Regions from separate parts of the Homo sapiens genome. Here all the other regions are linked to region 2. A link is a loop called in an ENCODE intact Hi-C map of the cell type or tissue named here. Cell type or tissue: CD14-positive monocyte. All regions are shown on one strand. Each heading gives the region's core, and the rest is flanking DNA. Links, peaks and the distances in the headings are about the cores only. Region 1 overlaps MGST2 (microsomal glutathione S-transferase 2). Region 2 has its middle 100 kb from the start of MAML3. Region 3 overlaps MAML3 (mastermind like transcriptional coactivator 3). Region 4 overlaps MAML3 (mastermind like transcriptional coactivator 3).

The links. Peaks named below come from ENCODE experiments on the same cell type or tissue, not always from the same donor. Only the 100,000 strongest peaks of a DNase experiment are listed, where the experiment ranks them.
Region 1: a loop joins it to region 2, with 2.6 times the contacts of the local background. A loop is called at or near these places in 10 of 110 quality-filtered maps.
Region 3: it touches region 2 in a loop (4-fold over the local background); 4 of 110 quality-filtered maps call a loop at or near these places.
Region 4: it touches region 2 in a loop (4-fold over the local background); 16 of 110 quality-filtered maps call a loop at or near these places.

The regions. Positions count from the first base shown.
Region 1 is chr4:139,671,287-139,679,086 of GRCh38, reverse strand. MGST2 (microsomal glutathione S-transferase 2) reads right to left here. Exons shown (of 5, transcript NM_002413.5): 2 at 445-544. Among named protein-coding and RNA genes, the nearest start is that of MGST2, 9.4 kb to the right of the region's middle. In CD14-positive monocyte, for the core only: no CTCF peak of the experiment used is centred there; DNase peaks (open chromatin) are centred at 3,236 and 3,716; H3K4me3 peaks cover 1,803 bases; H3K27ac peaks cover 3,857 bases.
Region 2 is chr4:140,249,911-140,257,710 of GRCh38, reverse strand. It overlaps a transcript of SCOC not described here. Among named protein-coding and RNA genes, the nearest start is that of MAML3, 100 kb to the right of the region's middle. In CD14-positive monocyte, for the core only: CTCF peaks have their summits at 4,165 and 4,364 (motif pointing right); DNase peaks (open chromatin) are centred at 1,570, 4,350, 5,910, 6,520 and 1 weaker place; H3K4me3 peaks cover 1,355 bases; H3K27ac peaks cover 826 bases.
Region 3 is chr4:139,812,086-139,819,885 of GRCh38, reverse strand. All of the region lies in intron 2 of MAML3 (mastermind like transcriptional coactivator 3), which reads left to right. Among named protein-coding and RNA genes, the nearest start is that of MGST2, 150 kb to the right of the region's middle. RefSeq lists enhancers at 2,996-3,563, 3,564-4,133. In CD14-positive monocyte, for the core only: no CTCF peak of the experiment used is centred there; a DNase peak (open chromatin) is centred at 3,755; H3K4me3 peaks cover 2,097 bases; H3K27ac peaks cover 1,782 bases.
Region 4 is chr4:140,091,077-140,097,446 of GRCh38, reverse strand. All of the region lies in intron 1 of MAML3 (mastermind like transcriptional coactivator 3), which reads left to right. Among named protein-coding and RNA genes, the nearest start is that of MAML3-AS1, 34 kb to the left of the region's middle. RefSeq lists enhancers at 2,363-2,412, 4,372-5,223. In CD14-positive monocyte, for the core only: no CTCF peak of the experiment used is centred there; DNase peaks (open chromatin) are centred at 1,156, 1,616, 2,516, 4,446 and 1 weaker place; H3K4me3 peaks cover 3,400 bases; H3K27ac peaks cover 5,000 bases.

The DNA of each region.
Region 1 (7,800 bases), core at 1,358-6,357, 580 kb after region 2:
TTTCTGATTTTAAGAAATGGTTCACAGAGAAACTGGCAAAAGATTAATCCTGATCTACCTCTGTTTTGAAGTAGGGAGGAAAAAATAAGATAGAAAATTGTAGCATAACGAATCCAACTTCAGACTATTGTGGTCTCACAAGGCTCCAGGGGGCCTCTTTGACCCAGTGACCCTCCTTGGGAGACACAGCAGTCCCTCCTGAGATCCCAGCCTTTTCTGTAAATATACCCTGCTGAATTGGTAATAGATGTGGGCAGAGACTTCATGCCCCGAACCCTTCAAACTTTCTGGATTCTGAGAACGGTCTTGGCTGTGAAGAGTGACTTGTTATAACTAGATATTGCACATGAACTTAGGGTCTTCTCCATATCCCTTTCCCCTAGTCAGGAATTGTGTCTGTATGGCAGGCACAGATCCATGAAGGGTGGAAGAAGCATTACTTACTGTGCCCGAAATACTCTCTCAAACTCTGGTGACCCAGTGACTGCTGGGGGCGTAACTTTGTATTTTAATCTTGCCTTTCCAACTTGCAAAGCAAAATAACCTGCAAGTAAAGGGAAATGTTGCGTTAAAGATGGGGCACGTCATTAGTCATTAGTGGAATGCAAATTTAAATCACAATTAGATAGTACTACATACCTATTACAATGTCTAAAATCAAAAAGACAGATGATAGCAATTAAAAAAGACAGGAGAGGATATGAGAGCAACTGAAACTTTCATACAATGCTGGTGGGAATGTAAAACGGTACAACCACTTTGAAAAACAGTTTGGAAGGGAGTCTTTTAGTTAGACATACCTCCAATGTATAACCCAGTCATTCCATTCATAGGTATTTCCCTAAGAGAAACAAAATTGTATGTCCATACTGTAGGGGCCAAAGCCCTTGGCCCCCTGGAGGTTCACTGAAAATCACTGACATGAGGCAGATTAATTAACAGACATTAAAAGAAAGATCACACACATTTATTTCATATGTATACATAGCAGCCTTCAGAACAAAGACCCCGCTCCACAGTGAGGTACAGAAGTTCATATGCCATCTTGAGGCTACAGAAATGTGAAAGGAAAATAAATCTCAGGACCCCAAAATCACTAAGCCAAGGGAAAAGTCAAGCTGAGAACTCCAGCAGGCAAACCTGCCTCCCATTTTAATTCCTAAATAAGATAGCTACAAAGCACAATTTGCCCACAAGGAAAAGCTTATCTTCACAGGTGCTGGACAGAAAGTCACCCTCTGCTCATCTGAGACAAACGCATATCTGATTGCTTATGTAAAAATGTGCCGATCACGGTGGCTCACGCCTGTAATCCCAGCACTTTGGGAGGCTGAGACGGGTGGATTACCCAAGGTCGGGAGTTCGAGACCAGCCTGACCAACATGGAGAAACCCTGTCTCTACTAAAAATACAAAAAATTTGCTGGACGTGGTGGTGCATGCCTGTAATCCCAGCTACTCAGGAGGCTAAGGCAGGATAATCACTTGAACCTGGGAGACAGAGGTTGCAGTGAGCCGAGATCATGCCATTGCACTCCAGCCTGGACAACAAGAGTGAAACTCTGTCTCAAAAAAAAAAAAAATGCAGATTCACTGAGCCAGACTAAATTGTGTATTCAGTGAAAGGCTTATCAAGGACTCAAAAGAATGTAACCTTTATCTCTTATCTATCTATGACCTGGAAGCCCCTGCTTTGATTTGTCCTGCCTTACCTAGACCAAACCAATGTACATGTTACACATACTGATTGATGTCTCATGTCCCTCTGAAATGTATAAAAGCAAGTTGTACCCTGACCATCTTGGGCACATGTCATCAGGACCTCCTGAGGCTATGTCACGGGCATGTCCTTTTATGTCACGGGCATGTCCTTAACCTTGACAAAATAAACTTTCTAAATTGGTTGAGACCTATCAGATATTTTGGGTTCACAGAAGCAATGCAGGCTCAGAACATGGCCAAAAAAACAGGTTATGGTGGTAAGTCAGGTTTTAGTGGCAAGACAGGATATGGGAGGGGAAGAAGAGGAGGCTCAGCTAGCCAAGGGAGTCATGTTATACAGACGAAATCTCACAGATAGCAGCCCCTTAGAGAAAATAGATGGTAAGTGTTTCTTCCAGATCTTTACAGGTGTCAGACTCCATTAATCTCTCCCAGATCTGGACAAGGGAAGGCCTTGCTGCATTCATGGAGATTCTCCACAATGCAAAGTTCCCCCACAAAAAACAGCTTTGCAGGGCCATTTGAAAATCTGTCAAAGAAATCTATCTTGGGTAAAATATTTTTATTTCCTTCAGTACAAAGAATTGTACACAAATATTCACAGCAGCTTTGTTTGTAACAGGAACAACTCTGTGATGGCTAATTTTATGCATCAGCTTGGCTAGCATACGGTGCCTAGTTGTTTGGTCAAACACCAGCCTAAATGTTGCTGTGAAGGTGTTTTTTTAGATGTGATTAATATTGAAATCAATTGACTTGGAGTAAAGCAGATTACCCTCCTTAATGTGGGTGGGCCTCATCCAATCAGTTGAAGGCCCTAGGAGGTAAGACTGAGGTCCCCCAAAGAGAAAGGACTTCTGCCTCCAGACTGCCTTCAACACCAGATTGTAACATCAACTTTTGCCTACCAGCCTTTCCTGCAGATTTCAGACTTGCCAGCCCCCACAACTGTGTGAGCCAATTCCTTAAAATAATTCTCCGTGTGTGTGTCTATGTGTGAGTGTGTGTATTGATTCTGTTTCTCTGGAGAACCCTGACTCACAAGAGTATCCATCAACAGGTGAGTAGATAAATAAATCATGATAGAGCCATACAATGGGATACTACTTAACAATAAGAAAAAGGAATAAACTATTGATACCCCCCAAAAATGAGTGAATCTCAAAATAATTATGCTGAATGAAAGCAAGGATTTTAAAAAAGAGTACTACTGAATAATTTCACTTATATAAAATTCTCAAAATGCAAATGAATCTATAGTGACATAAAGATTGCCTGGAGATGAGGAGGCCAGGAGGGAGGGGCCACTAAAGAGAGCAAAGACCACCTGGTGGCCATGAAGCCGACCATCCAGAGGCAGAACTCCTTATCTGAGGAGTTTAGAAATAATTGATCTTCCCTATATCTAAGGCCGGTTCCAGGCTTCTTTCCCCAAAATTTATATGTAACTAGACTTTCTCTACCTCTATACATCTCCGGAATGCATGCATGACAAAACTCATTGTGCAACCCTTGCTGACATTACGACACCAAAATGTCTACAAATGTAATCATTTATCATGACATATGTGGCTAATATGGACCAAATTACCCCTAAGCTCTTGCTTTAAGGTCCATAAATACCCCTAAGGAAAATCCTCCCCGGCGCGCTCAGTCCTCTCGCTGAGGCAGCCCGCTGCACTCTTCTGCAGCTTTCTCTCAATCTAATAAAACTTTCCTTTTCAAACCTATATTGTTGTCGGTAAATTCTTACTCCCTGTGGGCCAATCACTTTCCATTGCCAGGGCTCTGACACCTTGCCCAGCAGGTACAAGAAAACTTTGGGGATGATGGCTCCTACCTGCCGACGTTTCCCTGTTATAAAACAGTATGACTTTCTTCTCCTTTATTTCATTAGATAATCAACTCTGATGCCTGGGACCACCTTCATCTTGTGATGAGCTCTGTGGACTTCTTTCACTTCCACATCCATACTTCCTCCTCTGTCAGTTTTTGAGCCTTCAGTAGGTCTTGCCTCCTGTCCTTAACTTCCTCTTTTCACCCCATAATAAACTTCTGGCATGGAGACAGAGCAAGGAACACTCTTAGGGACCTGCTAGCCACCTCAAGCACGGAAATAAAAACTCTTGAGTTCCTTCAAGGGAAATTCCAAGCACCTTGCTATCCTTCAGTCCCGCTAAGCGAGAAGATAATAATAGTTTAAATAATAGTCACCCAAATAAGACAGAGTTACAAGACGTTCGGTTCCCTATAGAAACTAAAGACAACGTCTTCACATAAGTTCTTGAGTTGTTTCTCAGAAACCAGGACCTCCACCAGATGGAAAATGCTGACCACTGTCACACAGACCTCAGCTAAGCGGGAACTGAGGACTGAATTCTGACCACCATTCCCTGTTCTAAATTTCTTCCTGAGGGGCCTGCAGAGAATCACACACACGGGTTAAACCTCATGAAAGGAAAATAAATCTTAGGACCCCCAAATCACTAAGCCAAAGGGAAAAGTCAAGCTGGGAACTGCATTGGACAAACCTGCCTCCCATTCTATACCTAAATAAGATAGCTATAAAGATTTTGTTTTTTTAAGAGACAGAGTCTCATTCTGTCACCCAGGCTGGAGTGCAGTGGCATGATCTCAGCTCACTGCAACCTTCACCTCCTGGGTTCAAGCAATTCTCCTGCCTCAACCTCCTGAGTAGCTGGGATTACAGGCATGTGCCACCATGCCCAGCTAGTTTTTTGTATTTTTAGCAGAGATGGGGTTTCACCATGTTGGCCAGGCTGGTCTTGAACTCCTGACCTCAAGTGATCTACCCGCCTTAGCCTCCAAAAGTGCTGGGATTACAGAAGTGAGCCACTTTGCCTAGACACCAGATAAAAAAAGAAAAAAAAAAAAAACTACATAGCTCCCTCACAATTTACCCACAAGGAAATTCCTTGTGGACAAAGGACAGACAGAACTCAAAGTGATTCCTCTGCTCACTTGAGACAAATACATATCTGATTGCTTCCTTTGATTCAGTAAAAGGCTAATCAGAAACTCAAAAGAATGTCTCCTATCTACCTATGACCTGGATATAGACTTTGAGTTGTCTCGCCTTTCCGGACTGAACCAATGTACATCTGACATAAATGAATTGATGTCTCATGTCTCCCTAAAATGTATAAAACCAGGCTGTGCCCTGACCACCTTGGGCACATGTTGTCAGGAGCCCCTGAGGCTGTGTCACGGGCATGTCCTTAACCCTGGCAAAATAAATTTTCTAAATTGTCTCAGATACTTTTTAGCTTAGAACCTTAATATTTCTTTCTGCTGACCCAAGTTTTTAGACAAAGCCTTGCTCCCTTAACCAACTGCAAACCAAAGAATCTCTGAATCCACCTGTGGCCTGTAAGCCCCTGTGTCAAGATATCCTGCCTTTTGAGGCCAAACCAAGGTATAACCTCCATGTATTGATTTATTATCTTTCCTATACCTTCTGCTTTCCTGAAATATACCCCTGCCTTTAAAAACCCTTGCTTGGGCCAAGTCTGTTGGCTCACTCCTGTAATCCAGAATTTCAGGAGGCCAAGGTGGGAGGATCACTTGAGACTAGGAGTTCAAGACCAGCCTGGGCAACATGGTGTGACCCTATCTCAAATTTTAAAAACCCATTTAGGCATGGTGGTTCACACCTGTAATTCCAGCATTCTGGGAGGCCGAGGCAGGAGGACTGCTTGAGCCCAGGAGTTTGAGACCAGCCTGGACAACATAGTGAGAACCCATGTCTAGAAAATAAAAATACAAAAATTAACCAGGTGTGGTGATGGTGCACGCCTGTAGTTCCAGCTACTTAGGAGGCTGAGTAGGCAGGATCGCTTGAGCCTGGGAGGACAAGGCTGCAGTGAGCCAGGATCAATGCACTCCAGCCTGGGTGACAGAGCAAGACCCTGTTTCAAATAACAATAAAATAAATAAAATTTTAAAACCCTTGCCTGAAAGCCATTGGGGAGTTAGGGTCTTAAGCATTAGCTGCCCAGTTCTCCTTGCTTGGCACCCTGCAATCAATGCTTCCCTTTCTGTCACTGCAAATCCTGGTGCTTGTGTTTGTTTCTGTATGCTGGGTGAATGGACCCACGTTCAGTTGGGTTACAGTAACTATTATTTCGCTTCACATTATTTATTTCAGTTTTAGCTCCTTACCAGTTGTCTCCCCCACTATCTCCTTGTCTGACTTGTTTTAGTACCTCAATATCTGTTTCCTACCTGCTAATATTTTAAAAATGTTTCCTTTTAAAATTCCACACCAAGTGTATAGTTTGGGTCTCTCCCTGTGTTAAGAGTATTAGAGGCAATGTGTTTCCTACTGGAACAGGATATGATCTCCCCCTCTCACAAGAAGTCAATATTGATCCTGGTGTAGCAAGGGCTCTCAAAGCAGGCTCTTCCCTTCCACTAATCCCCTTCTGCTACAAATAAGCTGTTGTTTAGGATTTAAACATTGTCACTGAATATCTAAAGTGTGTAAATGCTGTCCGGGCCCAGTAGTAGCTCACGCCTGTAATCCCAACACTTTGGGAGGCTGAGGCTAGTGGATCACTTGAGGTCAGGAGTTTGAGACAAGCCCGGCCAACATGGTGAAACCCCGTCTCTACTAAAAATACAAAAATTAGCTGAGTTTGGTGGTGCACACCTGTAGTCCCAGCTACTCAGGAGGCTGAGACAGGAGATTTGCTGAAACCCAGGAGGCGGAGGTTGCAGTGAGCTGAGATCGCACCACTGTACTCCGAGTCAAAAAAAAAAAAAAAAGTGTGTAAATGCTTGGGATTGGAGTTTTCTCATTCATACTGCAGCCTGAGAGAGCAGAGTGAGGAGAAGGAATGTACAGATGGGCCCTGACTGTCTCCAACCCTGGGCTCCATCCCTCCAGGGCAGCATCAATCTGGAAAGGCCAATGACTCATGGGCTCAGCTAAAGGGATTTGTCCATTGAGGGGGAAATGAGGACTTGGCCACTCTGCACCTGCTATTACCATTGCTTCTAACATGCTTCACAGCCTTGCAGAAAATACTTGGCAAGTCTTCTTGTTTCCACCTATAAAATGGAAATAATGAAAGGTATGTGCTCCTAGACTTATGAATTAGTAATGCACAGGAGCCTAGAGCTTCAAAATGAGGCTGGGAGTAAGCAAGCCTTAAAAGTGCTATCTTTTCTTACGTTAATTGCACCCAATGGGCATCTGTTTGTGACACTAGCAAGTGTGAGGAATGAGCTTCAGTAAATGGAAGAGGTACTGAGATATCCCACCTACTCCCAGTCCAGCCCCAAGAAAGAGGATTCAGCTGGGCTCACCTCCAGCCCCAAGGGATAGAAGCCCTTCTGTTCTCTCAGGTGAGGGGCCTCAGAGAGACCATGGCTATTTTTGGAATAATATGATGAGAGTGGGGCCAGGTGCGGTAGTTCGTGCCTGTAATCCCAGCACTTTGGGAGGTTGAGGCGGGTGGATCACTTGAGGTCAGGTGATCAAGACCAGCCTGGCCCACACGGTGAAACCCCATCTCTACTAAAAATACAAAAATTAGCCAGGTGCAGTGTCGTGTGCCTGTAGTCCCAGATACTCAGGAGGCTGAGCCGGGAGAATCACTTGAACCTGGGAGGCAGAGGTTGCAGTGAGCCGAGATCACACCACTGCACTCCAGCCTGGGCCACAGAGTGAGACTCCCTCTCAAAAAAACAAAAAGAACAACAACAAAAATTAGCCGGGCATGGTGGCGCACCTGTAGTCCCAGCTACTCGGGAGGCTGAGGCAGGAGAATTGCTTGACCTTGGGAGGCAGAGGCTGCAGTTGAGCTGAGATCACACCACTGCACTCCAGCCCGGGCGACAGAGCAGTAGGTCTGAAAATATATATACGTATATATGATGAATATATGATGACAGTGGGGTGCTATTTCACCTCCTTTTCTGTAGAGTTTCAACTTTATTTCCCTTATGAGTTGATTAAAACCTCTAGATAATAATCTCCTTTTGCTTTGCCTGTCTTTCCTCTTTCCCTAGCTTTCTCCAGAGATACACATGTGCTGAGGAGAAACCAAAAATG
Region 2 (7,800 bases), core at 1,521-6,520:
TCTATGCTTTCAATCTTCACAATGAACTTATGAGAGCTATTATTATCCCCAAAGAAGACTGAGGCAGAGACAGGTTAAATAACTGACCTATATTTACACAACCCAGGCTCCTCACCGCCGTGAGAGAGCTCAGATGACTCGCCCTCAGTTTGGAGTCTGAAAAAGAAACTCTGAAGAAGAACAGAGACACAGATTGCCAGGCTCTCCCCTAGGCCCAAACCTCCCCCTTAAATACTGGCTCTTACAAGCAGATGCCTTGAACAAAGCCTGTGCCCAGCTAAGTGAAAATCTTTCACTTACCTTCCAGAGGTCACCCTGATGCAGACGAAGAGAAAAGATAAATTTGCTCAGCTTCAGATGTAGCCATCGTTCCTATCATAGGCAAGAGCATCTCCGTAGTGATGAAAAGCTCTATAATTTTAAATGTGTTATTGGTCTAAGCACAATTTACACTAGGGATGAAAAAAAGGAAGAGATTTATGAGATGTAAGATAGAAAGATAAACTCTTGTCCCTTAGTGGCTATTAGAAACATTGCCAACATACCATAAATGTGTGAAAGATGACGTGATTATTTTGCATTTCCACTGGGCATTTCATATGTTGCAAGAATTTACTGGGGCCAAAGTCCCCAGTAAAGATGGTAGAGTCTGGGGAGGGGAGGTGGAGGAGGCCCCACTGACCAAGCCCCCATCTGGGATGGGTATAGGGCAGGTGGCTTTAGGCAGAGAGAGCACACTCTGTTGCCTAAGGTGCAACACCTACCAGCATCCTCTTTATTTCCTGCCTCTAGCCACCTGCTCTGGGGGCAGGTTCGGTGGCCAGGCACTGCCCCATGTTTCATCAGGCTTTGGTGTCAGATTCTGGGTCTAAGTGTTCCAGTCCATCACAAAATCTGAAACAAGAGAGGGCAGCCAGGACAGGAGAACTGGCAAGGTTCATCTAACTACCCCTAAAAGCCTCATAAACATAAGCATCCAGTGAGTTAGTGCCACCAACCTGGCCCCAAGAGACACAGGATATTTTATCAAAGAGAAAGAGATTGGTGATCAGAAAGTGATTTACCTGAAACCCACTTGAATTATTCTCACAGCTGGCCAATCTGGACCGGTTATCCTGGCAGGGACATCATCAACATCAACATCTGAAAGCCCAGTCACAGGAAGTTAGTCACAGGGCAGGCTGCTGAGTCAGGGCTGGGATGAAGGTCACATAGAGTCCTGGGGTTAAACCAGGTGATGTGTCCGAATCTCCTCTGACCCAGCAGCCAGTGTCTTGAGCAGGAGGTAAACTCCAGCTCTGACCCCTGGAGAAATGTGATAGCAGGCTTGGGCTTTTAATTAATTTACTTATTTGTAGAAATGGGGGTCTCATTATTTTGCCCAGGCTGGTCTCAAACTCCTGGCCTCAAGTGATACTCTTGCCTTGGCCTTCCCACACTCTAAGATTACAGGTGTGAGCCACCATGCCCAACTTTTGGTTTTGGTGGGACAGGACAACAACTATTGGGAAATTAGGGTTCTAAGATTTGCTCATGTTTTGGTGACATCAGTCATTTCTTGTGGAGCCAAGTACAGGGTATATGTCCCATGGCCTGTAAGAGAGAAGGCAGATGACTGGGTGAGGTTTCACTTTCTGCAAGTCAGATATCTTTCCAATGGACCCACCACTCTCAAATACAACTGTTAAGAGAATTAGCAATAGAACATCTGCAAGTCAATTGAGGTGTCCTAAGGGGAAGTGCTATGGAAATGGTCTCATGAAGCACTTGTGAAGTTAGCGATATGGAGTCCTTAAATGGATGGAAATGAGGACTACATGTCAGAAGTCCTGGATTTCACTATCGTGACTCCTGTATCTGACCAGGAGAGTACTTTGGTGGCTGTATCCTATATTTAAATTTAGGCTGCAAATGGAAAAACAGTTTTTACAACTCTAAATACACTTTCTACTACAGAGAATGGTGACTGAAGCAAAAGTAAAAATAGCTGCTCGCACCACGGTTTGAGAAAATCTAAATCTGAAAATGATCATTTTTATTTGCATGCTACCAAATAAGGACATTGGGGAAGCAATGAGTCACCAGTATTTTAGCATTTACCAGATTCCAACATGATGTGAGGATATTCTTTAAGATGAGATTTGAATATGCTCTAATCTACGTTAAGCTTTACCCTTGAAGTGTAACCCTAAGTTCCTATCTGAAAAACGGGCCATACTTGGGAGACTCAAGTGGGAGGATCGCTTGAGCCTGGGAGGTGAAGGTTGCAGTGAGCTGAGATTGTGCCACTGCATTTCAGCCTGGGCAACACAGTGAGACCCTGTCAAAAAAAAAAAAAAAAAAGGCCAAATCACAGCTCTACAGCACAGTTACAGCAGTGCTCCAATTAATGATTTCAATGCCTTCAAACGCTCAAATACAAGGGAGTAAGACCTCACATCTGAAGAGTACCTTAGGCTTTTTAAAGTACTTTCACCTACATTATCTCATTTGATCACATTTGATTCTCACAAAATCCTTGAGGCAAGGTGTTTGTAAGTGTGTGGTTGCCATATTAGAATATCATTGAACTGTGGATCCTTCTGTGGAGACAGGATGAATCAGTACCCTGTAGGAAAAAAAAAAAAAAAGGAACAAACAAAGGAAAACTAGGAGGTTTAGAGATCTAAGCTCCCTGTTAACAGGCCCCTGTCACATGGCCCCTGTATAAACCAGTTCTCTTAGAGTGCCAAAACCCAGCAGAAAGCTTTAGAAATTGTTTACAACCCAAGTGTGTTTTCTTCTTTTCTATGCTTTTAGAAGACAGTTTAAAGAGAGTTAGGGAATGCTCTGGCCTTTTGTTTTGAAATTTTCTCTGCTTGTTGTCTGGTTGTCTGCAGACTGTGAGATTGGTCTATTTGCTTTAAACAGACTGAACAACTTTTAAAACAAGCAGGCTGTTATGATGGGTTGACTCATTTTGGATGTGCAAAGATGTTTACTGAGCTTCTCATTTAAAACTTGAAAATTCTTCTGTCTCAGTGTGACACAGTAATAGTTTAAAGGGGAGCGCCGTCTGTTGTAGTGTTTTGGAAGGTGGCATAAGAAAAATGTCTCTGTTCTACAGCATGATCAGCTATCTGCCTCTTCCCAAGGATTTTTCATGAGCCTTAGAAAGAAATCCATATCATTTAAGTTCCCAAGGGCAAACCACCTTTGCCAAGAGACCACTGAGTACAATTTCCAAAGATGGAACACATTTCTTGTTATGCTTCTGGTTTAGCCCAGTATCAGAGGTGGCGCTCAGTCCCTGCATCCCAGGGGAGAATGTTTTCTGGAGAGTTGGGGACAACTGCAATAGGTTTTACATATTAACTTATCACAGCAAAATAATGAAATGAATAAATTAAGATGACACCCACACTGTTCCCCTTCTTCACGCTACAGAGGTGGTGGGGCAGAAAGGGGGGTAAAAGGGATTACCAAGCCAGGAAGCTTGTACTTCTGTCCCCTCGGCCTGAATTAGCACCCATCTTTGTGGAACACAACTCGCTGTGAGGGGGTTTCTCCTGCCAGAAAGGAGGCCATGGAATGAGCAAGTCCAGGAGTGCTGGGCATTAGGACATCAAATAGCAGGTCGTAGGGACCAGGGATTAGGAAACAAGAGGTCTGGTCCTGCCTCCCTCTCTAATTATTTGTGTGACTTTGGACTAGGCATTCTACCTCTTTCATCTGTAAAATGAGAGGGTTGGACTACGTGTTCTCCAAGGTCCCTAACAGCTTCTAAAAAAGAAACATGTAGAGAGGTTGTGAAGCAAAACATGATGATCCCTGTTAACTGTAAAAGGAATAGACCTTGGAAGTGGTGCAAAAATAATCCGCAAGGAATGCTTGCGGTGGGTTGGAAAACTATAAGGAAACGGAGAATTGTGCGTCGTGTATAACATGAGTGGAGATATATGAGACAATCTAAAATGGGGCACATGTAAGCTCACATCTTAAAGCAGAAAAGTCAGGCTTTTGAACCGAGGCTTGCCCTATTCTTTTCTACAATCTCTCCCCATGATAATGTAGCACCTTGTGCACACAATTAAATGTCAGCCACAGAAAACATTTCCCTTGGCTTTGTTGTTCCAGAACGGGATTCTTTTGTCCTCAATATAATGGATATGCAGAAACAATGATAGAACAGAGATTTTTTTTCTAAAGCGATGACAAACACACTACTGCTTCCTCCCTCCCTCCCTCCTTCCTCCTTATCCCCACCCCCAAAAATAAATCATTGTTCCAAAAAAAAAATCCCATTGTCTATTGTCCACGGAGATCAAGATCCGCCTAGGAACAGCTCTGGCGGCCGCCGCAGCAGCCCCGAGCAGCCGGTAGGTGGCGCACGAAGGCAGCGCAGGCGGAGCGCGGGGCCGAGCCCAGAGCCGGGGTCTCGCCGCCCCCACCCCTGCCGCCGCCGCCGCCTTCCACCCCCTCCTCGCGTGCTAATTGCTGGATACTCTACTGGGACTTCGGTCAGGGAAAAAGAAAGCGGGAATGGGAGGCGGGGGTGGCGGGGGAGGTGGTGAATCCGGTTCCGAATACACAAAGCCTCCGGGGCTTCGGCGACCCAGGAGCAGGGCGCCCTCGGCCTCTTCCCCTCCTCCTCTCTCCCTGGGCGCGGGGCTGCTGCGGCCTAGCCGGCCTCGGCTCCCGCCGGAGGGACACACAGACCAGCAGGAGGAAAATGGTGACCGCGTGCACAGCCCCACGCGCCGCGGCGCCTGACGCCTGCCCGAGCCTGGGCGCCTCCCTCCCCAGCTCACCCATCCCGGCCGCGGAGCCCGGACCCACCCCGAGCGCAGGCCCGCCCGACGGGAGTCGCCCTCCCCTCGAGGAATGCCGAGGCCCACAGGAGGATTCCTTGACCTGACCGCGGGCCCCTGAGCAGCGGGTTCTGCCCGAGCCCGAGAGCGGGAGGCCCCACCAGGGGGTGCCCGGGCCGGCGGGCGAGCCCCCTTCCCGGTGGAGCCGCGGGGCCCATGCCCTCTGTGTCGGGGCTAACGCTGTCAGTTCCTGCAAAGATGAACGGCCCATGTGGTCGCCTGACCCCCCAACCTCTGCCTGGTGGAACATGATGTTAAAGAGTTCTGCTGGCCCTAAAGTCAGAAGCCTGGATTGAAACGTGAGCATGGACACCCTGGAGCTCTGTGACCTTGAGGATGTTCCTAAAGTCCCCAACTCCGCACCTCCCCAGCTATCAAATGCGGGGAATAATACTTACTTCCTAGGAATGTTGTGAAGATTTTTAAAAAGTGGTTCTTAACTTGGCAGGAAGCCTGGCATAGAGTACCTATCATTATGAACAACCCGACTCTCCTTGCAGGAGGAGGGAGAGGCACAGTTTGCCGCCCTTGAGACAGACCTGGCATCGCTGTTGCAGAGACTCAGCAGTAGGGGTTCCCAGCCGAGGAAACGTGGCTCCTAACAGGAGCTCCCATCTGTCCTCCGCTGCCCCCAGCCCCCATCCTCCTCCTGCCCTGCTGCTGTGACTGTGTGGGGCACTCCCCCTCTCCCTCCGCTCCCTGGATAGACCTGTGATTTATGCCCCTTCTCTTTTGGAGAGTTCTGACAGAGCCCTATCACCCAGGCTTGGGAGGCAGACCCTGGCTCCCCCATTTGCTAGCTGGGAGTTTAACCTCTGGGGCTTCAGTTCACTCCTCTATAAAATGGTGGGCCTGATACCTACTACACAGGTTTTTTGTGATGATTAAGGGAAATACTGTGTATAAATGCCTGGCATGTACTATCTCTTCAGTACATTTGAAAATTTAAATTTTACAGTTGAAATTAGGTTAGATTATCTTGCAGAAAATGATGGTGGTTCATTGGAATTTCCAGATTTCCATCGAAGGTGAACCCAGCAACTGCTAACAGCTTCTTACTCCCATCTGAGTCAGCAAGGTTATTTCCCTCCAGGAAAAGAGCAGAAATCCAGTGAGGCCGCATTCTCCCCAGAGCCTCACAGGTGTAACTCAGACACTTACTTAGGTTTAGTTGGCCATTTTAGAGCCCGAAGAGTCTCTGGGGGTGGGCCTGGCTTTAAAGTCGCATTCTAAGCCATGATTGTGTGTCTGGCTCATCAGGGCCTCCTTCCTAGCCGTCCCCACATGCACACTGCCGCCCAGCCAGAGGTGTGGTGGCTAGGGCAAGGGACTGAGCCAGCACCCACCTGAGGCAAGTAGGTCAGGAGCTGTGGACCCTTCTCTAAAAGGATACTGGAGAATTTCCGTGAGCATCGGATTTATATAGCTGTTCAGGCATTGGGCAGACTGATTCCCAGAGGCAGTGGCAGGACCAATAGGCAGCTGTGGTTGCTAGCCTCCCAGATGACCTCCAGTGACCCTTGCCTCCTGGTATTTATGTTCTTGTATATTCCCCTCCCCTATGAAGCAGGGCTAACCTGTGTGACCAAGTGAATATTGCAGAATGACAGTGTGACTTTCAAGCCCATGAAAGGCATTGTGGCTTCCACATTGCTGTCTCTTGCGTCATTCATTCTGGGGAAAGTCAGGCACCATGTCATGAGAACACTCAAGCAGTTGCTTGGAGTGGTCCATGTTTCAAGGAACTGAGGCCTCCACCATCAGCCAGCAGCAACTCACCAGCCGTGTGAGTGAGCCTTCTAGGAAGAGGATCCTCTAATGTTAATCACACCTTCAGATGACAGCAGCCCTGGCCAACAGCTTGGCCTGGTAAAGAGACTCTGGGCCAAAATCATGCAGCTAAGCTATCCCTGAATTCCTGACTCACAAAACAACTGTAAGATAAAAATATTTCAGCCTATTTGAGGTGCATAGATGCTGTATAGATGACGAACATGGCAACATGAAAAAAGTCCCAGGCTTCCATTGGCCAACGTGGGGCTGATAATAAGGGTTCTGCCCCCTCAAATGATCAGCTCTGCTAGTTCCATATATGTCTGGGATCTAAAAACCTTTTTTTGACCTCACCTGAGGCCCCACCTTCAAAGGATCTAGGGGAAAAAAACAACAACAACAAAACTCAAACCAGAGTCTCCTAGTAGCAGCAAGTTAATAGTAACCCTAACCTGTGTTTTCAAAAAAGTGTTCAGAGTACGGTATCCCCCTCCCTCCCTGCACCTCTTCCCCACTGTCGGTTCTGGCACCTGGCCTAGGTGTAAAATTGTCAGCACTGTCACTGCTTTTTGGTCTTATTACGAGTGTGTCTGCTCTGATGTGCTGGTTCCAGCATGTCATGGGAGAAGTGTGAGCACAGAAGAGGAGGCTGTGTCAGATCTCTGTCTTCGTGTTAGCAGCCTGCCTCTAAAAAGGCTGCAGGTGAACGGGAGGAGACAGGTTATGATGACCTGAAGGGTACAGAGCCAGGCTGCTCCATGGATCAGGTGTGAATGCTAAAGTGGTCAGGTCACTTTGCTTCTTTCTGAAGTTTCCTGGGTCAGTTCTAGGACCAGTTACCTGTAGATAGAGACGTGAGGCTGAGTCCATGACCCTAGCAGTGGCAAACTCTTGTGTACCGCTATCTAATAGAAGTCTTACAAATTTTCACCATTGCTCACACTTAAGAATCATGTTTTTGGCCAGGCACAGAGGCTCACGCCTGTAATCCCAGCACTTTGGGAGGCTGAGACAGGTGGATCACCTGAGGTCAGGAGTTCAAGACCAGCCTGACCAACATATTGAAACTCTGCCTCTACTAAAAATACAAAAATTAGCTGGGTGCCTGTAATCCCAGCTAATCGGAAGGCTAAGGCAGGAGAATCACTTGAACCTGGGACACAGAGGTCGCAGTGAG
Region 3 (7,800 bases), core at 1,055-6,054, 440 kb after region 2:
AACACATGGGAAAACAGCTATAAATGAGAACCATGTATGTCCTGGAAGGACTTTTGTCATAAAGTGTAAAATATCAACACTCATGGTCAGTTAAAGAAAGTCTTCAGATCTGGGTAGGATTAGATTGGAGAGAAATCTGAGTCAAGCATTTGTTAAGAAGCTACCAATTTATACTTAGCTATTTTTGCTAATCTTGTTTTCATAATCATATCTCTGAGAACACTTGGGCGTTTAGAAAATAGTGATAACTACGTGTGACCACTTATCGGGTGGCAGTATAGTCCAATTGGAAAAAAATACCCAAGAAGAAGTTAAAAGTGAGCTGAAGGCCAGCCTTGCAAATCTAGCCAATCAAATGATTGTAGACATCACACCTGTCTTCTTCCCTAAGCCAAATCTGAGAAAAAAAATAAGATATCGAAGCAGCTTCATGCAGGGGATACAATTGGAGCCATGCTACCTATGGAACAAAATACTAGCCTCTTAGCATTATATTCAAGATTATATATAATCTGATTCCAAATACCTTTCAGCTTCCTCTCTGTCTCACCATGTCTCTCATCACTGCAGGAACACTGTTCTTTCTCTTTCTCTTGAGTGAGCCACACACTTCAGGGAGCCAGAACCTCAGCCCATTAAGCTCCCTCCTCCTGGACTGGCCTGAAATGCTCTGCTGCTTTTCTTTGCTTGTCAAGATCACTCTCCCCGCTCCAGGCCCAATCAAATACCACTTCAGCCAGAAATTATCCATCCTTTTCCATACCTGTAGGTTTTATACCTGCCTTCATTTCATGCTTATTTTATTCGGCCTTACATTTTTGCTGGCTGTTTGTTTCTCTCCCCTATCGGATCATTATTCATTTGCGTGCGCCTCTGATGCCAGCCAAATGAGTTCATACAATAGGCACTTAATAAGTGTTTGCCGCATTTAGTCAAGTATAATATGCTGTATGAATATTAAAATGTTTGATACAGGCCATATGTACAACCAGATTTTCTAGACAAAATATATGAAGAAATATGACCTTGGGACAGAATATTTGAAATTGAACTGATACTACAAGACCCAGGTTGCAAAGGCTACTGTAATCCATAATAGTAGTGAATGTTTTGGGGTATTTGCTTCATTCTAGGTATTACACTAAGTTCTTTCCATATAATATCCCATTTGATCATCCCAACACAAGGAAGTGGGCCTCATAGCAGGCACTAGTGTCTTTTGTAACAACTTCCTTCGTTCTGACAATGACAATTTTTCTCCAACTCTCATTGGTATTCTGTAGTGTTTGATGATTTTCCTATTCCTGGGGAACCTCTAAAATGTATCAGCTCTTAGGAGGATGGACTTCTCCTAAGTAAAATAGTCATGAGTAGGAAGGAATTGTGATATGACCTCAATTAGTTAGAAAAAATCTCATGGAAGAGATTAGTCCTGCTTTAGCAAATATTTATGAGCACACACTATGTGGCAAAGTACTTAGTAAACACTGGGGACAGAAAACAGAGATGCTGCCTAACCACAGGCACAGGAGTTTAACCACAAAAACAGACATTAATGAAATAATCACACAGATACATAATTACAGCCCATGATGAGGACAGGTGCTGTGAAGGAAATGTGTAGACAGCCATGAGCATGTCTAAGCTAGCCTAGTGAGGGAGGTGCCAGTCAAGGAAGGTTTCTCAGAGATCCGGAAAACCAATAGACGGTAGCCGGGGCAGTGATTCTCCAAGCGTGGTTCTAGGACTAGCAGGATCAGCATCACCTGGGGACTTGTTAGAATTGTAAATGATCAGGTCCCACCTCAGGCCTACAGTATCAGAAATTCTCAGGAGTGGTGCCCAGTATTGTGGCATTTTAACAAACCCACCAGGCAATTGTGATAGACCCTCAAGTTTGAAAACCACTATACCAGCAGATGAGATGAGCTGGGGATGGTGCTGAGGCAGAGCATTCCAGCTACAAGAAGTCATAACTACAAGAAGCAGTAAGTGAGTCCCCAAGGCTGGGAGGAACACAGTGAGCAGGTGGAGCTGCCAGGAGGCCAGTGCAGAGAGCCAGAGGAAAGTGGGGTGGGGCAAAGCTGGAAGACATACTGGTCAGATGGCTTCAGCGTTGGTGGTAAGATTCTGCCCACTCTCCTGAGAGCTGTGGAAAGTCACTGAAGAGTTTCAAGGAGGAGTGTGATAGGATCATTTTAAAGCATCCCCCTAACCCGGCATAGAAAACTGATGGAGGGGAGTAGATGTGAAGAGATTCATTTGGAGGTGACTTCAGTCCTCTGATCTGAAAAATCACTGAATGGAGGGATAGGACATGTAAACAGAGGGAGGTGATATATATGGAGGAGGTGACAGTGAAAGGGCTTTGGCAATATTTGGAAATGGGGATGGAACCTAGGTTTCTGGCTTATGAAACCAGATTGACGACAGTGGTCCCAGTCACTGACATACAGAAGGTGGAGGTCATGGGTTTCATTTGGATCATATGGATTTTGAGGTATAACCTAGACCCTGGCAGAATTTGCATGGATGAAAGCCACGGAAAAAAAATTATTCTCGAAGGGGAGATATGGTGACCCCTGAGCCAACAAATGGAGATGGAAGTGAGTTTTTTGATGTTTGTTTGTCTGTTTTATGATTCATCCATCCATCCATCCATTCACTCTACCTATTACACCCTTCTAAGTACATAGAAGCATTTGAACAACAGAAGAGGAAGACTGGTAGATAGGATCAGAACCAGCTATGGCAGATCTTGATTTCCAAGCTAATGGTGTTGGATCACCATTGAAGGTAGTCAGAGTGACATCATGGCAGAGGTATGTTTCAGAAGGGTCGCCTAGCACCTAGCCTGTGTTGTACACAGGCGACAAACTAGAAGGAGGAAGACCATCACAGTAGACTCTAAGAATGCAAAAGGACTCTCATTCTTTCTAATTGTAATATAAAGTTAGCATTTAGGAATGACTAGCACATTCACATACATCCATTCATTATATTCCCTCCGTGTGGCTATGTATCTTTAACCTGTATAGCCACACAGTCTGGGAATAGGACAAGATAAATGTTGAGAGCGTGGAATCTAGGTCTTTTTCTCCCTTTTAGTTTTCTAGAACCAAGCAGAGGTTAGGTATTTTAACAGATGCTAATGTTAATTAGAAGTGAAAGACCTACACTTAGTAGGCACTCGAGATCTATTAAATTGAACTGGATTGACATCAGTGGTGTCTTGAAAGAAGATGCAGCACAACACTGGACTTCTCAGGGAGACAGGGCTGAGCCGTGGGGGCCCTTGCATGAGAATTAGGACCTTGGTGACCCCCGTCTGTTCCTCCTTTCCTCTCTCCCTCCCCCACCGCTGCCATGGCGACACGTCTGGAATCACAGTAAGCCTTATACCCCAGAGAAAACAATACTCTGTTCGAATGGTGTAAGTTGGCCTCTAAGCTCACGATCTGCAGGCCCCATCCCCCACAATCAGGGGATTCTTACAAAAGGCAGCTTTTTACCAGAGGGTCGGCCGCACTGCTGCTCATCGATTTCAGCCCATTTTATCCCTCGGCACTTTCACTTGTTTGTTTTTGAACTCACACCACAGCCTCGATGCTGCGGGTTTCATTTTGGCATGAAGTTACTGATGTGACCGTCTGCATCCCCTCCGCTCAGCCCCTCAGAGCACGGTGCTTCTTTCTTCTTTGTGTCTTGTCACTGCTGTTGACTCACCACGCTGGGCTGTTGGAGCTAAACTGAATTAGTAACAATGCAATCAACATCTCTATTTTTATCTTCGCACTCCCCTCTCTTCCTCCCCTCCTGACTGACTCACCATTTCTAGGTCTCAGAGCTTGGCAGTCTTAGAATTATATTGGAGCTGGGGTGAATATATGCACAGATGTGATATTTCTACCATTCGACACAATGAGTGTTTTATTTTTTTTCCTGGTAGCACAAGGGTTCAAGCGTTAGAAGTATTATTTATTATGCTCATCGTCGTCCGTATTGTTGCTGTGTTACTGCTCAAGCTGGTGTTTATCTCCTGAGGTCTAAGATGAATTGTAGGCAAGGCAGGGAGCCAGGATCTGATTTCTGAAACTCGTCTTCAGAGGAAACTTCAGTTTTGAACTAAAACTTTTAACTTTGTCCCAGTTGAGTTCTGGAAACCTGAACTGGAATCTGAAGTATATACTAAACACAAAGTAGTAGTAGTAGTACCTTTAAAAAATGCACCATGAATGCAGAATATCTTATTCTGCCTAGGCCTCTGCATACTGATCATTGTATTAATTTTATAATTGATGGAGATAGATCTATTAAGAACCTGGGCTTTTGGAGCCCAGATTTGAATTCCTTTCTGCCAGTTATTATCTGTAATCTTGAGCAAATTACTTAATTTCTTTGTGTCTTTTCTTTTATAAAATAGAAACTTTTACCTCTCACGCAAATGTCATAGTCCATATCTCATAAAATTGTTTTAAGGATTAAATAAGCTAGTATTTATAAAGCACTTTAAAGTGCCTAGCACATAATAAGCTCTGAATGAATGTGGGCTATTATTATTCAGCAGGCCATATTTACCTGTTGTAAGAGAAATGATTCATTCCTGAAAACAGTTTCTTTTAGCAAGCACAGTACACTTCAGGATCTTACCTTCCCTTATTCCTGAATTTACAAACCATCCATGTTATGGATACTAAGTGGACACCAAGTTCCAGAACAGACCTATTTGTCTTTTATTCATAAGTCGGGCTTTCTAGCTTCCTAGTCTGCCTTTTGCATAGCCAGAATTTTAGTTTCTCATCAAAATTAGGTTTTGGCTCTCATGTGGTCTAAATCCAAGTACACTCACTTTTCTTCTCCAGATAATTATATTTTACATAGAGTGACTTTTCCTTGGCCTATCTAATGCTGCCTCATTAGACTCTAAACCCTAATGATACTCTTTCATTTCTATAGCACAGCCATGGAAATAGCATATAAAACTCTCTGTAGAAAATTCCCTTTGTCTTCCGTTGCCCAGGTTCCTCCAGCCCTACGCTCTTTACTGGGTGTGGGAAGGAAGAGCAGTTGCTGGACTATTTTGGCAAGAATCCAAAGGGAGGGTCACAAAGCTCAGATGCAGGTAGGATTTGGAAGGTCCCCAGAAAACTCCCAGCCACTGTGTGCCCCAGAAACTACATTATCAGCATTGCCTACCAAGTCTTGGTGGTGGGGGGAGGGTGTTACCCACCTTTCAGCTATCGTAGCTGTACCAAAAAGTATCTGAACCACACAGTTCATTACAGTTCGTTCATATCTACACAGCAGCCACAAATCAAGAGAAGCTTGGGCACAGATCTGTGGGAAGCAGTGCTGGGAGTTTTGAAATCGTCCCCCGTGACAGGAAACCCTCTCGGGATGGCTTCCAAAGCCTGAGGGAATTAAACACACTCGAGTCACCTTCAGTCTGATTAGGTGTTCAGGGATAACTAGTTGGCTGTTTTGTTTTTTAGTCAGTATCTTTAGCCAGCTAGTAGTTACATAACTTGAGATCACAGAGTTCTGTAAGGCATAAGCCTTATATGATAGGAAGCATCATCGCCATCCTGATTTCTGCTCTCCAAAGCTTTACAAATTTTTAGCTACTTCTTCTAGTATGAATCTGTACTTCTAAATAACGTGTTTCTGCAGTTATCTCTTGATTATTATGTTTTAGATACTACTTATCGACTTTCTACCATGGAACAGGGAGACCTACCCACAGTTCTCTTTCTGCCTCTCAGATACGCTTCCTCTTCTTCCATCTTCCTACTTATTGATATATCACAACTTTTGGTGAAATCATCATTCTGTGTGTGTGTGTGTGTGTGTGTGTGTGTGTTTGTGTTTGTGTACTGTAGCTAGCTGCATGTTGGGCTTTGATGACATTTCTGTTGCCACTTTTGCTTTTTCTGCAGTTACTGGCTCTGTTTCCTTATTTCCTTGCTCAGTTTTTTGTGGTCCTGTCCTGAAATCATTCACAGAGTCTTCATCAGAAGGGTGAATCTTCTCTCAATACATTTGCAAACATCAGGTAATCAATCCATTTCTTTTTCTTTCTGGGATCCTTCCTTCTGGAGTCCTGCATCCTTTGGCCCCTGTCTGGATGGCTGCAGAGCCGGCACCCCGAGCCTTTGCTTCACCTTGATCCTGTGGGGACCCAGTTCATGGATTCCAAGTCTTCTCTGGCTTGGTTTAGTCCCCATTTCAGTGGAATGTATTCTCTGATCACTGCCTGAGAAAGGGTACATGAGAAGTAAAATTTGGGGCCTTGCATGTATGAAAATAGCTTTATTCTGTTCACATGTCTGACCAAATAGAGGATTCTAGGCTGTAAATAACTTTCAGGAGGAATTTTGAAGCGCTTCATGCATTTTCTTCTTGCTTCCAAGGTTGCCACCAAAAAGTCCACTGCCATTCTAATTCCCACTTTTGGAAACATTTAGGATCTCTTTTATTTTTAGCTTTCTGAAATTTCACAGTGGTGTTCCCTGCTGTGGCCCTTTTTGCACCCATTGTTCAGGGAATTTTCTGGGCCTTTCAACCTGAAAGTTCATGTCCTTCAGTTCTGTGAAAGTTTCTTTTATGATTTCATTGATAATTTTATGATGTTCTCTACTCTATTTTTTCTTCTCGTTTCTGTAACTCCTGTTATTTGGATCTTGTACCTTTTGGACTGAATCCCTATTTTCTTATCTTTTTCTTTTCTATTTTTCATATTTTTTACTTTTGTTCTATTTTTGAAAGATGTTTTTAACCTAACCTTCCCACCCTTTAATATTATTCCTATTACTATATTTCTAATTTATAAGAGTTTTATTTTAATTTTCTAAATGTTTATTTTTATGCCATCCTATTCTTAACTCATAGGTTCTCCCCTTTTTTTTTTTTTTTTACATTTCTGAGAATATATTAGAGATTTTTTAAATGTTCTGTTGCTTTTATTTTCTACTTTCTCTCTTCTCTGTATTTATTTATTCGGAGTCTGCATTTTATATTAGAGGCTTTCCTTAAATGTGTGGCAATCTTTACCTGTACCTTCATTGTGAAGAGTAAGATACTAACAGCCTAACTTGGAGCCCTGTGTTTTCATAAGGACTCTCAAGCGGCAGTGATTGGCCTGAAACCCAGCTGTGGGGAATCCAAGATCTGTTAGTCATTCCTCATAGGCTGGTTAATTTCCCTAGATAGGAGTCTACTGGGCTTCTGTCTAGAAGTTGTAAGACTGGCTGCCAGTGGCTGCCAGTGTTCTTGAAGCCAAGTGCCAGACAGGTTTGGAGTGAGGTAAGATTATCCGACCACTGAATTGTAGATTTCCACTTAATTCCCATTTCTATTACAGCACTCCCAACTTCAACTGCGCTTTGTGTCCTTGTGCCAGAACTCTCTGTTTCTACTTTTTCAAAGAGTAAAACCACCAACCCTTTTAGGGTGGAGAGGGAAAAGTAGGATGGCCATGTACTATGCACGGAATGAGGGATGAGGGAGAAGGTCTCAGGGTCTACGACTTCTAATACAGAATTTCAGCTAATCGTACTGTGTTTTAGCCCCATGTGCACCTTCATCATCAGAGGTACCTAGTGCCTCCAATTCCTAGACTCTTTAAGATTTTCTTTTTTTTGAGACAGAGTCTTGCTCTGGTGGATAGAGTGCAGTAGCACAACCATAGCTCACTACAGCTTTGACCTGGGCTCAAGTGATCTTCTTGCCTCAGCCTTCTGAGTAGCTAGGACTACAGGTGCATGCCACCACACCCAGCTAGTTTTGTAATTTTTTGTAGAG
Region 4 (6,370 bases), core at 1-5,000, 160 kb after region 2:
CCACTACGGAAATGACCATGGGACTGTAACAACTCGAACAAAACCTCGGCTTCGTCTTCTCCTTCTAAGCAGCTCCTGTACACTGAAGGAGCTGAGATGAGGTGGTGAAAGGTGGAGGGAGAGAGGAAAGGAGAGAGAGACTGAGGAGAGTGGGTTATCAAGACCAAAAGAAGATTATCATTTCCCAAGTGGAACCTGCCTTGAAATAGACTCATCTCTTATGCTCTTGCCCTGAATTGAAATCTTAGTCCGTTTGTGTTTTGCATGGATGGGGAGGTGTGGGACATTCTATATTTGGTAGTTTTCTGGCAGATAGTGTTTCCTGTTTCACTGTGTTTTAAAATAAAACTAAATATACAAATGTATTCTCCAGGGTATTGGGCTGTTTTAGGCTGTGCACTCTTGGTGGGCAAGGCCTGTGCCGTGGCTACTTAATAGTTCCATGCTGGATGAAGTTAAGCAATGGCTCATTTGTCAGGTATCTCAGCAGCAAAATTTCCAGATAAATGCAATCTACTTCAGTAAATGCTAAAACTCCTTAAAAAAAATCACCTTGATAGAAATCATCTTAAAATATTCTCTCAACTTCCTTTTCTCTGCAGGTAGAAAATATTGCACAGAATGTAACTCTCTCGGTATCTTGCTCATCATCGTGAGGGTAAATATTGTACCTTTGTGTGATGGTGTCATTAGGGTTTGTTAATATGTGTGGAACTCATTGTCCCTCAACATGAGCCATCCCAAGACTACTATGTACTTTGTGTTCTTTTAAGGTTTGTCAGGGTTCTCTTCTGCACTGCTCCCACGTGTCAGTCCCCAGCAGCCTCTTGCCACCTCGCCTCTTCTCATATTTTACATCAAATAACTTGCTGTGACTGAGGAATGAGATCGCATAGATTATCAAGGTGAATGTTAAGCAAGAATAAATAGGCCCTGAATGCAGACTAGATGACCCCTTCCACAAGTTACCTCTTTAACTTGTGTGTGGACAAGCATGTGAACTTTCGGATACGTATTTCAGCTTCTCAGAAGTGTGTCTGACTGAGGGTCCATGCTGTATTCTGGTTAGTTAAGGTTTCAAGATAAATGAGCTGTCATTCTGTGACTCATCGAGAACTGTTTTAAGCAGCTACACAGCCTTGGAGAATAAAGGATGTCTAATCATCTCCAGTTTCCTGTCCTGGTTGACGTCATTGTCACCGTCATCATCTTCAACTCCATCAAGTTATTAAGTACCCCAAAGTGCGTAAGTTGCTAGACAAAATATGTTCCATAGACACAACCGTTGGTGTCTAGGAGTCTGCCTTCTTTAAATAGGTAGCACCAGAATGGGTCTAAGGCATACTTAGGTATTGATTGCCCTGTGGTAGGTAATAGAGAGCATCAGCTAGTAATCTGAAAGTACAAATGCAATATCCCAATTGCTGAGAACCTGCTGTGTGTAACAGGAGCCCACAGTGTGTAACTGGGTGCTGAGACTACACAGGGAAATATTACCCAGTCCCTGCCCTTTAGGAGCTTGATCCAATGACAGAAATGTGTATGAAGCACTTAGCCCAGTCTGGAGGTGGGGAGTCCGTGAACAAAGTCAGAGTTATTAGCTGGGTGAAGGGGAGGAGGGGCCTTTCTCTGGAGAGGGTGGAGCCTGAACAGGAAGCAGGAAGCTTCCTGTGGCGGGGTAGGAACCAGTGCAGGTCCCTGCTGCAAGGATTGAGTGGGTGACAGTGGAGAGGAACATGGGTTCTCAGATGTTATTGGGGGGCTCGGAGGGTAGGGCAGAGGGACACAGGGCAATGGAGTTAGAATTCTGTGTTAGGCGGCCCCTGGAAAGAAGAGGGGGCAAGAAGGGCAGTGAGGAGGATGGATTTGGGCTTGAACTAGGGCTGTGGTCTTATCTCTAGATTCTGGGGGCTGGATTTGAGAAATGTGTGTGAAATAAAATTTAGAAAGCTTGCAGAGGATGTAGGAGATGAGGAGAGGGGACAGTTAAGCCTGACCCTCAGCCTGGAGCGCAGGGTGTTGTTGCCAATTGGGGGTCAAGTGGGAGAGAAAGATGAAGGATTCAGGTTTGGATATGCAGATTTGACCGTCTGTGGAGATGCTCCAGAAGCAGTGGGGGGTCCAGACGAGGCTCAGTGTGATCTCCAACATGGACAGTGGTGGGCCTACTGATTTGCTCTGTGAAAGTTGGGGAGAGCAGCTGGGATTTCTGGGAATAGATTAGGCAGGAAGGAGAGGTTCTTCCTATTCAGGCAAATTGAATCTGAAAAAAGAGAGCAAAGAAAGATGTGTGGCACCCCAAGGGCAGGTACTCTGTGACGTCCTTTGAGAAGGAGGCGGGGCTCCTGCCTGAGGCAGGGTCAGGGCAGCCCCAAGGCTGTGGGTGGCTGCAGCCTGGCTGCGGAGAGGCACCTCTGCTGCAGTCAGGGGCTTGGATCCGTCCTGCTGATTGGCCTGGGTTTTGCTCTTGGCACTCAGTGGCAAGCGTCCAGACCTCCACTGGGCTGCCACGCACAGCTAGAAGGGTGGGAGAAGAGGAACTGGTCTTTCCATACAGCGTCTTCTGGCTTTGAGACAAAAGAAAAAGAACAGCTTATTGCACACTTCATGACACAGAGAGACAGCTATTGATCAGCTGAGAAACATTACAGACAGACAGACAGGAAAGGAGGAAGGAAGCGGGAAGATGATCAAATAGTTTGTTCAGCTTGAAGCCGCATTTTTACAAACACAAAGAGCCCAGAAGAAGAGAAAGTTACTTTTGTGTGGGTCCTTAATTAGGAAGTTCACGTTGGCCACCGGCTATCTTAGGAACTACTCTCCATTGTTTGAAGTGCTCTGTCTTCATCAGAGATGGGTCAGGGTGATGACTTAAATGAGCGAGAAAGGAGTAAATTGGTTCCAAGTTTAAGGTTTTCTTAATTAGAAGGCCTGAGAGAAGATGAGTGAGGACAAATCCGAGTTTCCCTGTGTGTGGCTGGCCATGGTTGGCGGTCGCAGCATCACAGCGTTGGCCGGCTGCTGCTTAGCTTTATTTTACTTGTGATTTTTCTTTGTTATGCACCGAACAGATTCCCCTCTCTGGTATTCAGTGGGGAGCATATAGCCGGAGGATAGCAATTAGCTATAGCTAGGCCTGCTCCTCTTTGCACAGCTCAAGATGACGTGTACAATTACTTTGGCACCTCACCAGCTCTTTCAGACCTTTTCCATGCATGATGGGAAGACAGGTCCATTCTCTGAGAGTCCCTCACTCCCTCCCCCTCCCAAATTCCCCCTTACCTGGATGAAATCCTGATGTAAATGGACCTTGCCTGCAAATAGAACTGAAGGGACCTGTTACGTCATCAGGCCTGGCAGAGCTCATTGGCAGAGAAGTTAAGAGTTTTATTTTAGACCCAGAGACCAGGCTGTGCAGATCCAGCTAGAACAGGTCTCTTCTGGCTCAGCCTCAGCTGCTGGCCCTCCTGCTGTGGTTACTGGGGCTCCAAAGGATGGAATGTCAGGGGGATCATGCTGCACAGTGAGCAGGACAACCTGACGGCCAGACCGAATGCACTCCAAAGGAAATCTCAGGCTAGGGTAATACAGCCAAGGTGCTGCCTCTACAATCATGGGAGGTTTCAACCTTCTGGGAGAAAAGCCCTAATGCAGCACATGATGGTATAGATTTGATCCAGGAAGGCAGAGTAAACAAACTATTTAAAGACATGAGTCTTGGCTGGGCACGGTGGCTCACGCCTGTAATCCCAGCACTTTGGGCGGCCGAGACGGGCGGATCACGAGATCAGGAGATCGAGACCATCCTGGCTAACACGGTGAAACCCCATCTCTACTAAAAATAAAAAAAAAATTAAAAAAAATTAGCAGGGCGTGGTGGCGGGTGCCTGTAGTCCCAGCTACTTGGGAGGCTGAGGCAGGAGAATGGCATGAACCCGGAAGGCAGAGATTGCAGTGAGCCGAGATAGTGCCACTGCACTCCAGCCTGGGCGACAGAGCGAGACTCTGTCTCAAAAAAAAAAAAAAAAAACAAACAAACATGAGTCTTAGCTTTTGTGGTTAGGATCCACTGAGCAACCAGAAAGGATATCTTTGCAGAACTGAAAAATCTGGACACATGGTCTGGCAAGCTTTTTTTCTGATTTAGTTATAAAAAGTCACATCTGGTTGTGCCTTGAAGAAATTTTTTTAAAAATGAAATTGTGTTACCAAGTATAGAATGTATCACCAGTCTATAATATGGCAATAGAATGCAAATATAATTTTTAGATATTTCAACTCAGGACCGCCTAAGAAAATTCATATGTTCCTCACACTTTGGGGCCAAGTTATAGATGGGTGAACAACATCGTGCCTGGAAATCTGCTCGCATAAAAGAGCAGCGAGACCTATAAAGTTTTCCTGTCTTCACATTTGTAGGCTAGCCCTGGGTGGATTTCACAATAATACAGTGCAGGAATCCTTGCCACTTCCTCTACTTGTCTCTTGTCTGCTGTCACACTAAGCTGCTAAAGTTTCTGTTGCTTTAATATCACCATCCTTATTATTGACTTGGTACTTAGGGCTCAAATTTTTCTTTTTGGTTGCCTCAGTGTACAGCCAGGCACAGCACAAAACTGGAGTGTGGTCAGGTAGTTTTGGGTCCCTTCTGGAGCTGTTTTGGGAGCCTCTGCGATAGGAGAATACCTTCCAAGCTCCCACAGAGCAGCAGGGAATGAGGTGTGGGCTCCACCCGCCTCTGGAAGCCAGTCGGCTCTCCTCCCGGTGTTTTCTGTTCTGCTGTCGACTGGGCCTGGCCCCTGATGGCACACATTGAAACGCAAATGACAGCAGTAATTGGCTGAGAGATAAACCACGATGAGTGAGTGAGCAGTGCGGCGGGGAGTTAAGTGGCTAAGTGACAATTACTGCTCTGCAGCCTCCGGGATCAGGAGCGGCCGCGCCGTTTGTTCTCGGTTTTAAAGGAGCAATAGCACATTAATTGGAGGAGGGCTTCTCGGTTAACATGCCTCACCCGGCTTCTCATCTGATGCTGCTTTGAGGAGTAGGAGTAGGTGAAGGATTGCCTTGTTGATGATCTTCCCCCAGTCCCACTCCCCCTTTTGGATTAGAATTTTGGAAACCGGTGTCCTTGATTCTGGTAGAATGATAGTTGGTTTACCTTGAAGATTTTCTGAAAGTTTCCTTGCAGGAGGAAGGCACCTGTTGATGCTCAGTCGCAAGGTTTCGGTGTCTGCATCGGGGAAAAGCAAGGAGTTAAATTAAGTCTGAGTTCCCATCTTTCCCTCCAGACAGTTCATTAACCCTCTGATATTATATATATATACGTATATATATATATACGTATATATATATATACGTATATATATACGTATATATATATAAAGTTTTTATCTCAAAAATGATCTATAAGCTAGATAGAGCAATGGACAACAGAGATGATACCCCACTGCTTTTTGGAGTGTATAGTCTCGTTTGAAGATAGGAAATAAATAGATAGGAAATAAATAAAACTATGGCCTGCTGTTTTACCTGCTCAGAGTGGGGATCCTTAGTAAGGAGAATCCTGGGGTCCTTGGAGAGAAGAAGGTTGCAGTCCTCGAAGAGAGGAAGGTTGCTAGCCTGGGTCTGCCCTGCTTTCTTCGAAAGGCCATTTGAACCCTGTTCTGGGCATAAACAGCCATTAAGATGATTAGTTTGGGCTTGATAAGTAGACTAAACAAACCCTTGAACTAGTTGGGAGCCCTTTCTCTCCTGTAATCTGCCTTTCTACTGCATTCAAACTAATTTCTCAGGGTCTGAATACCTTACAAGTACTATCTAATGGGTGTATTGTTTTTGTTTATGTGGTTTCCTTCAGCCTCAGCAGCTTGGTCCTTGGTCCTGTTTTTTTTTTTTGTTTTGTTTTTGTTTTGTTGTTTTGTTTTGTTTTACACTAATCATTCCCTCTAGTTGAAAGGGTTCTAACCAGCCTCTTGCCTTGTGCAAGGAATTAGTCATTTCAGGAACAGGAACTTGTCTGCTTTGGGACAGATTTCTACCCAGAGGCTTAAACCTACATAAAATAGTGAAAATGATTTAAAGAAAAGGTAGACCCTAACTGGTGGCAGGTAGGAGAAGCTCAGCCCCTCTCTTGGCTTATCTTGGAAGGCTTTAGGAAAAAAATCTTGCCTGTCAGCTAAAGCCAGCTTTGCTGCGAGCAAGGAGAATGGAATAGGAAAAAGCAGTTGTACCTGATTGTGTAAAATAGTGTATGTAGGGCTTTTTGCTATGCAGACTTCATGAAATTACCAGGCAGAGATGGAGATGCTGGCTTTTCCTAATTAGAAAAAGCCCTCTGTCCAATTTCTTTCTCTGTCTTTTTGTTGTT